Linked DNA regions of Homo sapiens: region 2 is linked to region 1. The links are chromatin contacts, found by Hi-C or POLR2A ChIA-PET in ENCODE. All regions are on one chromosome and are shown on one strand. The core of a region is the stretch at or near the end of the contact, and the rest is flanking DNA. Distances in the headings are between cores, read along the strand shown. Region 1 overlaps LPP (LIM domain containing preferred translocation partner in lipoma). Region 2 overlaps LPP (LIM domain containing preferred translocation partner in lipoma).

Region 1 (6,631 bases), core at 2,604-5,103:
CCTAGAAAAAAAACCAAAAAAACAAAAAAACTGTGGGCTTTCCGTTGGTTTGCACTGAACTGCACTGCATCAGAGAAGCTGGTCCTGCCAGCTGAACAGCAGCCCTTTGAGAGAAGAGGGAAGGGGCAATTCTAAAATGCTGCCAGTGAAGATTTTACTGGGACCTGAACAGAAAGGTAGGATTTGGATTGTTGCTTCTCACCGGCAGCAAACCTGGTATGTCTGGCACAATCTGAGGAGGAGGCAGTGAGCTTGCGGTAAGCAGGCAAAGGAGGTGAGTATGGAGCTGCTCCCAAGGGCTGTAAATGTTGACTGTCACAGGCTGAATCCATCTGATTGGAGCTGAAACTAAGAAGGATGAAAAACGTTTCTCCAAGCGGGAACCATTCCAGGTGTTCTCTCCTTTCCCTGTTACACAAAATCTTGAAGGGCGTTAAGTTGTTAACTCGTATCCTGTCCTACAAACTCTGAGAATAGATATACATGATTAGGCTACACACGGTGCTTGGGCTGAGAGAACAGAACCAGGAGGATGGCAGTGGGAAGAAGGACAGCCTGGTATAGCAGCAAAAACAGGGCACTTGGTTGGGTTCAGAAGACCTTAGGGTCTGTGTTGTCTTAGGCGCTTACTCACTAGAGCTCATCCATTCCAACACTAATAGAGCATCTACTATGTGTTAAGCACCAGGTAATGGCAGGGAACTTAATAGTGTCCTCAACACAACAGGGGGACAGAAACTTTCCCTGTCCTCAAGGAATGGGGTGCAGGCAAACAAAACCAAAATCTATACTAAAAAAATAACAGGTGCTATGAAGTGAGACATGCAGCATGCTCTGAGCAGGACATATGAGCAGGACAACGCAATCTTGTGAAGTCAGAGGGGGCTCCATGGAAGAAGTGAAAAATCAGCTGAGACCTGAAGGATGGCAATGTACTGGCCAGGCAAAAGCCCAAGACGAGTGTTCTAGGTACAGAAAGATCACACACAAAAGACTACGGATAGACTAATCATGGTGCAATGGAGAACAGTAGTTCCATGTGTTTGCATCACAGTGGTAAAAAAAAAAAAGAAATGAGGCTAGAGAGATACAAAAGCATTTCATCTCAGTCACTTAATTGCTGGAGCCTATTCATTCAGAACATACATCACCAACACAAGGCCAATGACAAACGATCGCATAAACAAGAGAAACAGAAACATGTGAAGAAGTTTAGCTTTTATATACAGAACAACTAGAGACAGAGCATTGGGAAGAGGGACTCATTGAAGAGTTTTAAATAGGGAAGCAACAGAATGAGGTTTGAATTCACAAAGACCATTCACTTTTCCTTTAGGAAGCTATTTAGCAGTAAGAGAAAAGCATAGAAATGTAGGTGGCAGAAGGGCTGGACAGAACGCAGAGTGAGTGTGCACCCATTTCTCCCAGAGCAGGACCTTGATCTGCAGAATGACCATGCTCCTGAGAGGCAATGGATGGTCTCTAGGGGCCCTTCCACTCTGAGGCCTACATTTCATGATTGCTGACAGACTGCAAGATACAAGAAAAGCCACAGGTAAGTCACCCGCTTGTCCATCATGTTTTGGGACTGAGGGCAAGGCTTCTGCCTAAGCAGGATTATTACCATTTTTGACTTTTGAAGTCACATAAATCTAAAGTGTCTAAAGTGTTTTTCTAAAGCGTTTTTTTTTTTTTGAAGACTTTTCTACTTGGGTCAATTAAGTTGGGCAAAGCAGTGAAAAGCACCATCGCTACCTAGAATAAGAAAAGCTGAATTCTACGCTATATGCTAACATTTTTTTTTTTTGGAGACAGAGTCTCACTCTGTCGCCCAGGCTGGAGTGCAGTGGCATGATCTTGGCTCACTGCAACCTCCACCTCCTGGTTCAAGCGACTCTCCTGCCTCAGCCTCCCGAGTAGCTGGGATTACAGGTGCCCGCCACCACACCCGACTAATTTTTGTATTTTTAGTAGAGACAAGGGTTTCACCATGTTGGCCAGGCTAGTCTTGAACTCCTGACCTCAGGTGATTCGCCTCCCAAAGTTCTAGGATTACAGGCGTGAGCCACTGCGCTCAGTCTGTATGTTAACTTTAAAAATACACAACACACACACATTTATTCATTTAAAAATTCAAAAATTCAACTGTCATAGAAGGGTAGAGAATGAAAAGTAAAACTCTTTTCCAGAGATAATCACTAAAAGATTGGGTAATACTTATACAGGCATGTATCAGATTGCTTATACATGCCTGTATAAGCATGTACACACACACACACGCACACACCACACACACATTCACATATAAACACTCATGTTTGAAATTTTTCTTCAAACACAAATCAGATCCTTTATGTCCTATTTTGTACCTTGTTTTTTCCTAAAATAGTTTTTAAGGTGTCTTTAATTAGCATATATAGATTTGTCTTATTTTTCTGATAGCCTCCATGTTATTATTGCATGCAGTTGCTGTACTTTATTTTACTAGTCCTTTTATTCTATCATAAAAATGTTGCAATGTGTATTCTGAAACAGAATACCACTGTGCCTTTATGCAAATACGCCTACTGTCTGAAATCGAGTTGCAGGGTCAAAAATAGTGCACACCTAAAATTTTGAAAGATAGTGCTAAATTTTGTTTCGAAAAGGTTGTATTAATTTGTACTCCTATCACAAGCCCATGTGAGTACATGCTTCCCATACTTTTGCCAATACCAAGCATTGAACTTATAAATGCCGGCTGGTCTGAGAATGAAAAAATAATATTTTAAACTGTATTTCTTTAAATAATTTGAACATCATTTCATTGGTTCATTTGTTATTTTTATTTTCTCTTCTGTGAATTGCCTGTTGATAGGTTCACTCTTTTTGTCTAATAAATGATTCTTTTAAAACCAATTTCATGAGATTTTTAAAATATATAATCAAAATTATTGGCATCAATGTTGATTATTCCTGTAAACATGAATAAGTAAGTGAGCTGGTTTCCAACTTTGTGAGGATTAAATGAGAAAATGGGTTTGCAAGCACATCAAAAGCTGGAAAGCACCACAGACACATAATTCTTGTATGTTAGGAAGATTTATTTACGTGAATGTTTTGAATCATAGTACATGCATAATCTGGCCACACCATGTGACAGAACGAGGTAAGTGCTTACTGTCATAAAGTATAAGACCGATTAAGGGAATAACCTGAGTAGCTCTTTTTGAATTAAATGTACAGGCTTAGTCAGCTGCTCAAGGCCAGCCCCCTGGGCCCAGCTTTCCTGATTTTCAGTTCAGTGTACTTTCCTCTAAATCAGACATGTTATAATAACCGTTCAACAACAACAACAACAAAAAGGGTTCCAGAACATTGCAATAAAGTGACTATTGAATAAAGTGTGTCACACTTATTTTTTTGGTTTCCCAGTGCAGTAAAGGTTATGTTTACACTATATGGTAGTCTATTAAGTGTGCAATAGCATTATGTCTAAAATAACAATGTACATACCTTAATTAAAAAATACATTGTTGCTAAAAAAAAAACCCAACAACAACAAAAGACTCACTATGGATGAGGTAACACATTCAGTAAAAATAACTGAGGTTAGTGGCCACAGACTGGGAGGAACAGCAAGGTCTACAGGGATGGAGTCAGCAGGCACAAGAGCAGCCACAGAAACTGAGAAGGGGCCCCAAAGACTGATGATGCAACACGGACAGTCAGCATAAGTTAGACCTTGATTCATTCTGGTCTATACTATGTGGGAAAGATGAAGAAAATGGAAAAAACAAAAAATGAAATGAGTGCTGGCAAGATTCACAGGAAATGACTAAAAGGTTTAGAGCCGGGGGGGCGTGCTGCAGGGTTGTAGGAATCGGAACCATTTAGCCAGGATGTGATCATTTACCCCACTGCTACCCCTTTGATGCTTATACAAAGGGTTCTGTAGTCAGTGATGTCATCCTTCTTCAACTCAGTACAGCCCCAGAGTCAAGAAACACTTACTCGGTGCTTACTGCAGGATGCAATGAGAAACAAGACATCAACCCTCCCCTTAGGGAAAATGTATAGCTACTGAGGTATGTGTCAAATAGGTAATTTAAATACAGTCTTCTAAATGCTATGATGAGGAAAAGCAGAGGATGCTATTACAGGATGATGGGGAGGATAAGGCACAAGAATCACACATACTTGAGGGAAAAGTGATGTCTAAATGGAGGCCTGAAGGAGGAGAGTTTTTGGCTAGGTGATTGGGATGGAGATGGGAAAGCTACACATTCCATCAAGGACAAGTGTTTACCCAGCCACAGGCATGAGACAATCTCTCTGTTTTGGGTGTGTGTTTAGGTATGTGTGCACAAGTGGATGTGCATGTGTGTGCATGTGGCTATGAGCTCTTTACATGGTAGTGTGAGGAGTATGAACTGTCTCTTCCAAGTAATGAAAAGTCACTAGAAAACACTGAAGGAACTTGTCTCATAAATGAAAGAAGATATAAAGGAAGCCAAAGTATTATGTCAGAAATTGGTTAATAAGTGGATAAGAGGGGATACTGAAGGAAGAGGAAGGATACAGGCCAGCTCCTGTGCCTTTGGTTGGAGCAACAAGGTAATGCCATTCATGGAAAAGGAACACAGAGAGGAGCAGGTTTAAAAGGGAACACCTTGGGTTCTGTCTGAAACTGTTGCATTTGTGGGCCTATGGGCCAATCTATGAAGACTGCAGGCTAAAATGATAGATACATATCTGGAGCTTACAGAGAGATCCAGCTGCAGATTTTGGCCAGAGAGTTCTCAGCACACAGATGATATTTGTACTCACGGAAGCAGATGAAATAACTCAGGAGTACAGATTGAGACAAGAAGGGAGATTAGGGCAGAACTCAAGAAAAATGGAGAATTTAAGGAATGAAGAGAGGAAATCTATTAAAAACGGTAGAAAGTTGTGTACAGCGATAGGAAGAAAACCCAGAGTGTACGGTGCTATAGAAGTCAAATGAAACAAAGATAGAGTCAACATCTTTAAATGCTGCAAGAGCTCAAGAATGATAAGGACTGAAGAGTCTTAAGTGTATTAAACATCAAAGAGGTCACTGGTGATGTTCAGAAGTGTGGTGTAAGTGGAGAGGTGGGGATAGAAACTGAATTACAGGGAGCTGAACTGTTAGTAGAGCAAAGACAATAAAGCTTAGATGTATGTGTGTGTGTGCGTGTGTGTGTAAGAGAGAGAGATCTAAAGTTGTCAAAGGGTTTTTAATTTTGATTTTAAATTTATATTTAATTAATTTTTCAGTTAATGTAGGAATTTTATTTCAAATCTAAAATTGCCTTTTCTATAAATTAAACTTTAAATTTTCTTATAATTGTAGATTCATATGAAGTTGAAAGAAATAACGTAGAGATCTAAGTACCCTTTATCCAGTTTCCCCCAACAATAATACCTTGTAAAACTATGGTACAATATTACAGCCAGAATATGAGATTGATACAGTCTATCAATCTTATTCAGATTTCTCCACTTGTCTGTATATATGTGTAAGTTCATGCAGGTGTGTGTGTATTTGATTTATGTAATTGCACTGCCTGTATAGATTAATGTATCTGCCACCATGGCAAAGATACAGAGCAGTTCCATCACCACAATGATCCCTTCTATTGTCCTTTTATAACCACAGCTACCCCAAACCCCCAATTCCTAATCCCTGACTTCTTGTCTCCCATCCCTAACTCCTGACAAACACTAATCTGTTCTCCATTTATATAGTGTTATTTCAAGAATGTTATATATAGAATCATACAGTATGCAGCCTTTGGGGGTTGGCCCTTCCCACTCAGTATAATTCTTTTGAGATTCACCCAAGGTGTTGCATATATCAACAACTCCTTCCTTTTATTGCTAAATCGTATTCCAGGGTAAGAATGTGCCACCGTTTAACCATTCACCTGTTGAAAGACATCTGGGTTTTTTCCAGGTTGGGAATCTTACAAATATAGCTGCTATGAACAAATATTTGATTTGTTCATTTCCCTGGGATATACAAGTCTTCATTTCCCTGGGATAAATGCCCAGGAGTGCAACTGCTGGGTCACATGGTAGTTGCAGGATTAGTTTTAAAAGAAGAAATTCCCAAAACTTTCTCTAGAATGGTTGTTCCATCTTATATTCTCATCAGCAAAATATAATTGATGCAGTCTCTCCACTCCACATCCTCTTCTGCACTGATGGTTGGTTTTTTTTTTTTTTTTTTTTTTTTTTTTTGAGACGGAGTCTCACGCTGTTGCCCAGGCTGGAGTGCAGTGGCATGCTCTTGGCTCACTGCAACCTCTGCCTCCCAGGTTCAAACAATGCTCCTGCCTCAGCCTCCCAAGTAGTTGGGATTATAGGCACCCGCCACCATGCCCGGGTAATTTTTTTTGTATTTTTAGTAGAGACAGGGTTTCAGCATGTTGGCCACACTGGTTTCGAACTCCTGACCTCAAGTGATCCACCCGCCTCAGCCTCCCAAAGTGCTAGGATTACAAGCATGAGCCACCGGGCCCAGCCTGCACTGATGTTTAATATCATTAGCACTTTGAGAAAAGCAAGTCAAACTATAATGAGATAATTACTACACACCTATCAGAATGGCTAAGATAAAAAATAG
Region 2 (6,631 bases), core at 2,674-5,173, 87 kb after region 1:
AGGCTGGGGCATGAAAATCGCTTGAACCCGGTGGTACAGTTTGAGCCAAGATCGTGCCACTGCATTCCAACCTTGGTGACAGAGGGAGATTCTATTTTCCCCCCACACAAAAAAAGAAAAAATTAAAAAAAATTATATATATATATAGCATAGTATATTGATAGGTATTTGCATAAACATGAATATTGGATGAATGGTTGCCAGTATTGTTAAACTTTAAATTGCATACATGTGACTTGCTTCCAGGAAAATTGTACAGAAGTACTCATACAAGTGAATAAAATTAAATGACGAAGGTTGGTCACAGGAGCCATATTTGAGAGGAGGAACAAGGACTAACAAGGTAAACTAACCAGCAAAAGAATCACCTAAATAGACAATGACAGATACGTACATTGTAAATCTATGGAACAAGCCTGCAAAGATGAACAAGACATGTTTCATAAAGAACAAATCCAACTGCAGAATAGGATAAAGTAACTACAGTTTATTTACAGGTCTATATAAAGACCAGGTACGGAAATGTTAAAGGAGATTCTTTCTAGCAGGTGGAATCTTAGGGGACTTTCACTTTCTACATTTGTTTCTTTATTGTACAGCAAGTAGTTCTACTTTTGTAATCCATGAATATAAATCTTTTTAAACATGATGACTTCAAGTGATAAAGATATGCTAGACATGACCCGCTATCCTGGAGCTTCCAACCCAGGCCAAGTGAAGGACCCTGAGAGGAGCACAGTTTCAAAGTTGAGACGTAGTTTGGTGTGAGTGGGAAAAACTACAAGTGGTTCAGTATTTCGGTCTGGACAGGTGGAAAAATAGGAAGGGTCAGTTAATTACTGCTTCCATGCCATGCTGAGATGTTTAGGGCTTCTCGGTGAGCTAGGGGCTCCAGGCCTTGGGTAAGAACGTGGACAAGTCTCAAAATCTAATGTGTTAAACTGTCTTTTGACAAAACAACAACAACAACAACAACAACAAAACAGGTATCTGCAGTGTACACAAAATTTACTTACAATTTCAAGAAGTTCACAGACCACGGGGAATATATTTGCATGTTCTCAATTAGGAACATCCAGGCATTAGAAACCACGGTAAGTGTTTTTAGAAGAGTGTTCTAATCATATTTAGAAAGTTCCCGCTGAAGTAGAGGGTGAATGGGAGAGCAGCAAGACTGAAATGAGATGGTGAGTTTATCTAATATACTGGTGGCCAGAGATAAAGGAATACATTATACGGCAGTATCATTAAGGTTAGAGACAGAGATTTGACTATGACCTTCACTTGGCATCCTTAGGTGAGCTTGTCAACCTTTCATAACTTCAGGTTCTCTTCTATCAATGGACTTGCCAGTGGTACCTCACAGTCTCTGTAAGAATTAAAGTGAGATAACCCACATTTCATGATAAATAGAGTTTAACTACTTTCAGACAATTGTAACAAAGAGGATCTCTTTGAATCTCTCAAACTGCCTCTGAGGGAGTGGATTATTACAGTTCAGGTAGTGGAATTGAAAATGAGGTTGGGAAGTGACCTACACCTTTTCTCCAGGCTTGCAATACAGGGAGACCTTGAGCCCAAAATATGGTGTCACCTGTCTCCAAGTGCCATGCATTTTTTCCCCAAGCAAACGATGCTTCCCACAGAGAGTGCTAGAAAAGTATAAAATATTACCTCTAATAATAATGGTGCAAGTTGTTTTAATTAAGCCAAACGACTGTTAGAGAAAACTTGATAATTCCTGTCTTCAGTCTTAGGATGGACCCTCAGAGAACAGACACAATTTATCATTGTCTCAACCTAATATCAGTTTCCCTTTCAATATAGACAAGGCAGCAAGAAGGCCGATCCTGTCCTTTATAAATCTAAGCCAGAAATTTAGATTCTACCCCTAGCACTTACATTTCAAGTATAAATCTAATTTCAAAGTACTTACCTTGTCAATATTTCACAGATTTTGAGAAAAACGTTATCATTCTTTTTGTTCTCTGAATACTCTATTTGCTTGCTATGCTGTTTCTGAAATAACACTTGGAAAGGCTATTTTCTGTTAGATTCTACTCTTTTATCTAATGCTAATTATGGATTCCTGTTTTTTTCTTATGATGAAAGATTCTGAGAGACCATTTCTTTCAGTATTTCTGAAGTTTATTTGGCTAGAGAACAGCCTCCACCTCCACTCCACGGCTGTCACTAACCCAGTGCAGAATACTTAACACCTGTGGAATACACCATGGAGAAACACAGGGTTCCTCCGTTAAGAGTTGTCTCTTACACCAAAGAAGACAGCTTAAAACTTTCAGTGTTCGAGCCTAGAAGCAGTAATCCAGTACTATTCTTACTGTCATAATCAGAGACCTACTCTAATACCTCTCTCTCGATAGTGTTTAGGGCTCAATACCTCCTAAGAAAAATGAACAACTGTGTCCAACTTATTTGTTAATAAGCAACTTCTAGCATATTGTATGGGTAATAAAACACGATTGAATATTTGTGGTGGGAGGTGCTGAAAGGGAATAGTTTGTGTTATTTTTGTTTCTCGTTTCTTCAGAAGTAGAAGTGTGAGTTGTATCAGCAACATATTCACTGTAGCATATTAATTCCTCATGTTTGCAAGACCCTTTTCAAGATGCCTACTTTCACAGATGTGAAATCTCAAATGCCTACACAACAGCCCTGTATGACATGTAATCCTATTTCTGGATGAGAAAATAGAGACTTAAGAAGATAAGTGAGCAACCTTGTAGAGGTACCGCTGCTTAAAAACAGCAGAACGTTGAAACTGGGGTGTGCTGAGTTGGGCATACTTCTTCACTGCAATGCCTCTCGGGGTTTTGATATCATTGTCTCCAAGACTTTCTAGTTCTCTTACTGTGCGGCTGTTTGGATTTTAGTCTGAGTCTATTATCTAAGCAAAGATTTCTTTTATCAGAGTGGAGGTTTGCTGCCAAATAGCAAAACAAAGACATTGTGAAGCAAACCTTTCTCTTAAAAAAAGACATTCTTGTAAGTATCAATCTTAATCACTAATATGTTTGTTTCTGAAATACCCGAATCTCTTACTAAAGGCAAGTTAACGTTATATGATCCACAGGTGAGTTACTGAGCGACAGATTTTAGAGGACTCCGTCAAAATTGTCTTAACATAAATCTCCTACGGGATTACCAAGTGCCAAGAACTTTAAGTATAAAGACAAATTATTCAGAGATCCTGTCTCTAACAACTCACAGTTTGGGAAGAAAGAGACATGAAAATAGGCAATTACAATAAAGTCTAAGCTCTAAAACACAGGTATGAATTCAGTGTTCTGAGACGGAAGAAGGCTGCCAAAAAAAGATGACCTGTAGTTTGATCTTGAAGAATAAATTGCGTACAACAGCCGGAAAAAAAAAAAAAAGAAGAAGAAGAAGAAAAGAAAGAAGGAAGAAAGTTAAAGGCATTTCAGGAGGAACATGTATATCTAAAAAACTGTTAAGAGGAAAGGCTGGGCGTGGTGGCTTACGCCTATAATCCCAGCACTTTGGGAGGCTGAGGGAGGCGGATCACGAGGTCAGGAAATCGAGACCATCCTAGCTAACATGGTGAAATCCCACCTCTACTAAAAATACAAAAAATTAGCCGGGCATGGTGGCGGGTGCCTGGTGTCTGTAGTCCCAGCTACTCTGGAGGCTGAGGCAGAAGAATTGCTTGAACCCAGGAGGCAGAGGTTGCAGTGAGCCCAGATCACATCATTGCATTCCAGCCTGGGCGACAGAGCGAGACTCTGTCTCAAAAAAAAAAAAAAAAAAAAAAAGGGAAAAAAACAGAACTAGGATGAGAAAAGAGAAGTAAGATATGGTCAATGCCAAGCCTGTTTTAAGTAATGGGAAGTCATTATGAGATTTAAAAATGGGAGCTGAGTTTTTATGAAAGTCATGCTTCTGAAGTAAGTGTATTGGCAAACATCTTCTAACACCAAGACCACTGACACTTTCAAAAAAAAAAAACGCAGCCAGATATCGTGGCATTCTGAGCAATTTAGTGGCTAATATGCTTTAAAAAGGACTGATGTTTACTAAGCATGGCAGAGCCTGCTAACTGCTCACCAAAATCCATTTCCTCCTCTTGCTGGGCACACTGCTAGACTACATTTCCCATGCTCCTTGCAGTTAGATGTGGCCTTGTGAGGCACAGGAAGGATGGAGACTGGGCCCTGAACTACCACATGGAGATAAGTCACTCGCTGGCCAGGCTGACCTGCCTTACGGCAATACAATATGCTCAAAGGTTAATCGTTGAAAGTCATGGGAAATTGAATGCTTTATATTCTTTCTATGTTTCTGTATTTTCCCTTCTTAAAATAAAGATTTTTTTTTTTTCAGCTGAAAATTATCTAAAACTGGTTCTTCTTTGCCATTCCTCTTTTCTTGCTAGGGGCCCAGGTGATTGTCATTCAAGAAAATACTTAATATGAAGCCAAATTTACAGCCAAATCTGGGTCTAAATCCCTGGTAAACATTATGGGTGGGACTATGCAGTAATGAAGACTTGCTTCTGAAACAAAATGTACACATGAATAGGACCCTTGATGAAGAAGGAAACTCCACTAGATTAAGAATAACATACATAACAGTATCTGTCATATTCATATAACACTTCATGGTATTTGATTATACATTTACATAGAAACCCATAAATACAGAAGACCTGACTATTCAGAATATCTTTAATCTTAGTTCTGCCTTTAAGTTGTCCAGTGATTTTGCTCAAATCATTTCCATTTTCTGAGCCTCAGTTTCTTTATGTGTAACATGTTATTTTCAAAGCTTCCTTTGGTTCTACTCTATCATTTTTTTGTGCCCATTTGTGCCCATAGTATGCAAGACACATATCATTACCAATCTTTAGAGTGAAATCACAGATATTCATATTTACAGATCCTTTGTAGTCTATAAAAATAGACACACTGAGTAAGTGGAAACCTCATTATGACAGAGATTTCCATTTATGAGAGGACTTAAGCCAGTTGTCAGCATCCCCTGAAACATCCAGAACTTCATTCAGCATTCTGAATCTGAGTAAGCAATGGGCAGGTCACAGGGTTTCTGCAGCCTACTGAACTTTCACTACACTTGGGGCATGAAATCAAGAACACACAAAGGTTAATCACCTTATCATCCCACTGCCCCTTTTCTGAGTGGAGAAGAAAAATATCCATCATCCTTTCTAAAGGAAAAAGGAAGCATGGGAAACAGCCCGCACTAAGGTGCAAATGGCTCCCAGGAAAACACCACACCATCTTGCATCTTTGTTACTACAATTTACCTACTTTAACCTGTGTGCTAAGGATCCAATTTACAAAATGGATACCCACTATCTGTCGCAATGTCAGCCCCCTGAGTTCCTCTGGGGCTGACCTTGGCGTGATCATTTTTCTTTCTTGAGTGCTTACCTGCTGTTGATTTCTTTGTTACATGGTGTTAGATAACTCAAATTTACTGCAAATCTGAACCTTACCAGAAAAGCACCGCTCAGGCGGATAAAACACCGGGAAAAGGCAGCCAAGATATTCAAAAAGATTACATGATAATGAATACTCTATCACTCTGGGTACCAGAGCTGCTCATTTTTCTTGTCCATTTGTAGTGATGTACAAGAGGTTCCTTCCCTCAGAGGGAAAATAACTTCAATTATGTGTTCTTGAAAAAAAAGAAACATTGAAATTATCTTCTTTTCAAAAGGTAGAATTAGCCCCGTTTTAGAGCTGAAAGCCTGCCAGAAAAAATATATTTCTGATATTTTCGTTCTTTTCCCCCCTTCTATTTAGCTGTGTCAAGTCTGCAGTTTGCAATTTCCTGTGGCTGCTTCTACTTTTTGACTCTCACTGAATTATACTCTACTCTCAACATCTCACTGCTTAAATGGAAGGAGAACCCCTTCTGGCCAGGGGCAGATGATTTGCTGGATACCTCTTCTGTTTCAGGTTAAAAGCGATGGCCACAGAGAAGGAAAGAAGTGGAAGGTGGATACCTGACTATCTGAATTGAAATCTTCTAAATGAACACTCCTCACAGCTCCTTGGGATTAGAAAAGCATGCTCTTGGTTCTTCTATTCTTATGTTCCATTTTATTGAAGAATGAATTTTAAGGACACAAAGAGGAAGACCCAGAAATTTTGACTTTAAAAGTTTGATTCTTGCTTTGAAACTCATCCCAGTTGATCTTCAACTTTCGAAATCTTGATTTTCTTAAAATCTCTACTTCCTCATATTCCCTTTCTCATGCCATGCATCGATGCCCATAAAATGCCTTTTCTTAAACCAAATTTGGAGTCATAGCCAAGGATGGATGATTCTGAATTACAGACAGGAGGAGTTGTTGGAAGAGTTACTGCAGCTGGGAAAAGGCCTGGGCATCCAGTCAGGGGGCCCTGGTCTCTGCACACAAGGGTTTTATCTAGGCTGAGCTGGGGGAAAGTGAGGTCTCTCCACACCCACCTCTCTCCGTCTCCACGTGTCAAGGCAGCTATAATAGTGCCTGGGCTTGGAGCATCTGGCTCTTAGGCCTGATGTCTAAGATACTACTTAAGTTCTCCAGTGATTTCTTTTTCTATTGTTGATTTTCTCATATATAAACTGGAGAATAATAATA

What was found. Hi-C counts contacts between places; a loop is a spot of excess contacts on that map. ChIA-PET counts read pairs that join two places held with the same protein, here RNA polymerase II (POLR2A). Pooled maps may share reads with other maps.
Region 2: a loop to region 1 is called in a pooled map, with 8 times the contacts of the local background. The contact joins two enhancer-like sites. A Hi-C loop is called at or near these places in 10 of 50 pooled maps. POLR2A ChIA-PET finds 5 or more read pairs at or near these places in 3 of 52 experiments (BJ, WTC11 and activated T-cell).

The regions. Positions count from the first base shown.
Region 1 is chr3:188,785,998-188,792,628 of GRCh38, reverse strand. All of the region lies in intron 9 of LPP (LIM domain containing preferred translocation partner in lipoma), which reads right to left. Among named protein-coding and RNA genes, the nearest start is that of MIR28, 100 kb to the right of the region's middle. Within about 2 kb of position 3,853, at least 2 of the 41 ENCODE cell types and tissues checked have a DNase peak (open chromatin) inside an H3K27ac peak, as active enhancers do.
Region 2 is chr3:188,699,108-188,705,738 of GRCh38, reverse strand. All of the region lies in intron 7 of LPP (LIM domain containing preferred translocation partner in lipoma), which reads right to left. Among named protein-coding and RNA genes, the nearest start is that of MIR28, 14 kb to the right of the region's middle. Within about 2 kb of position 3,923, at least 4 of the 41 ENCODE cell types and tissues checked have a DNase peak (open chromatin) inside an H3K27ac peak, as active enhancers do.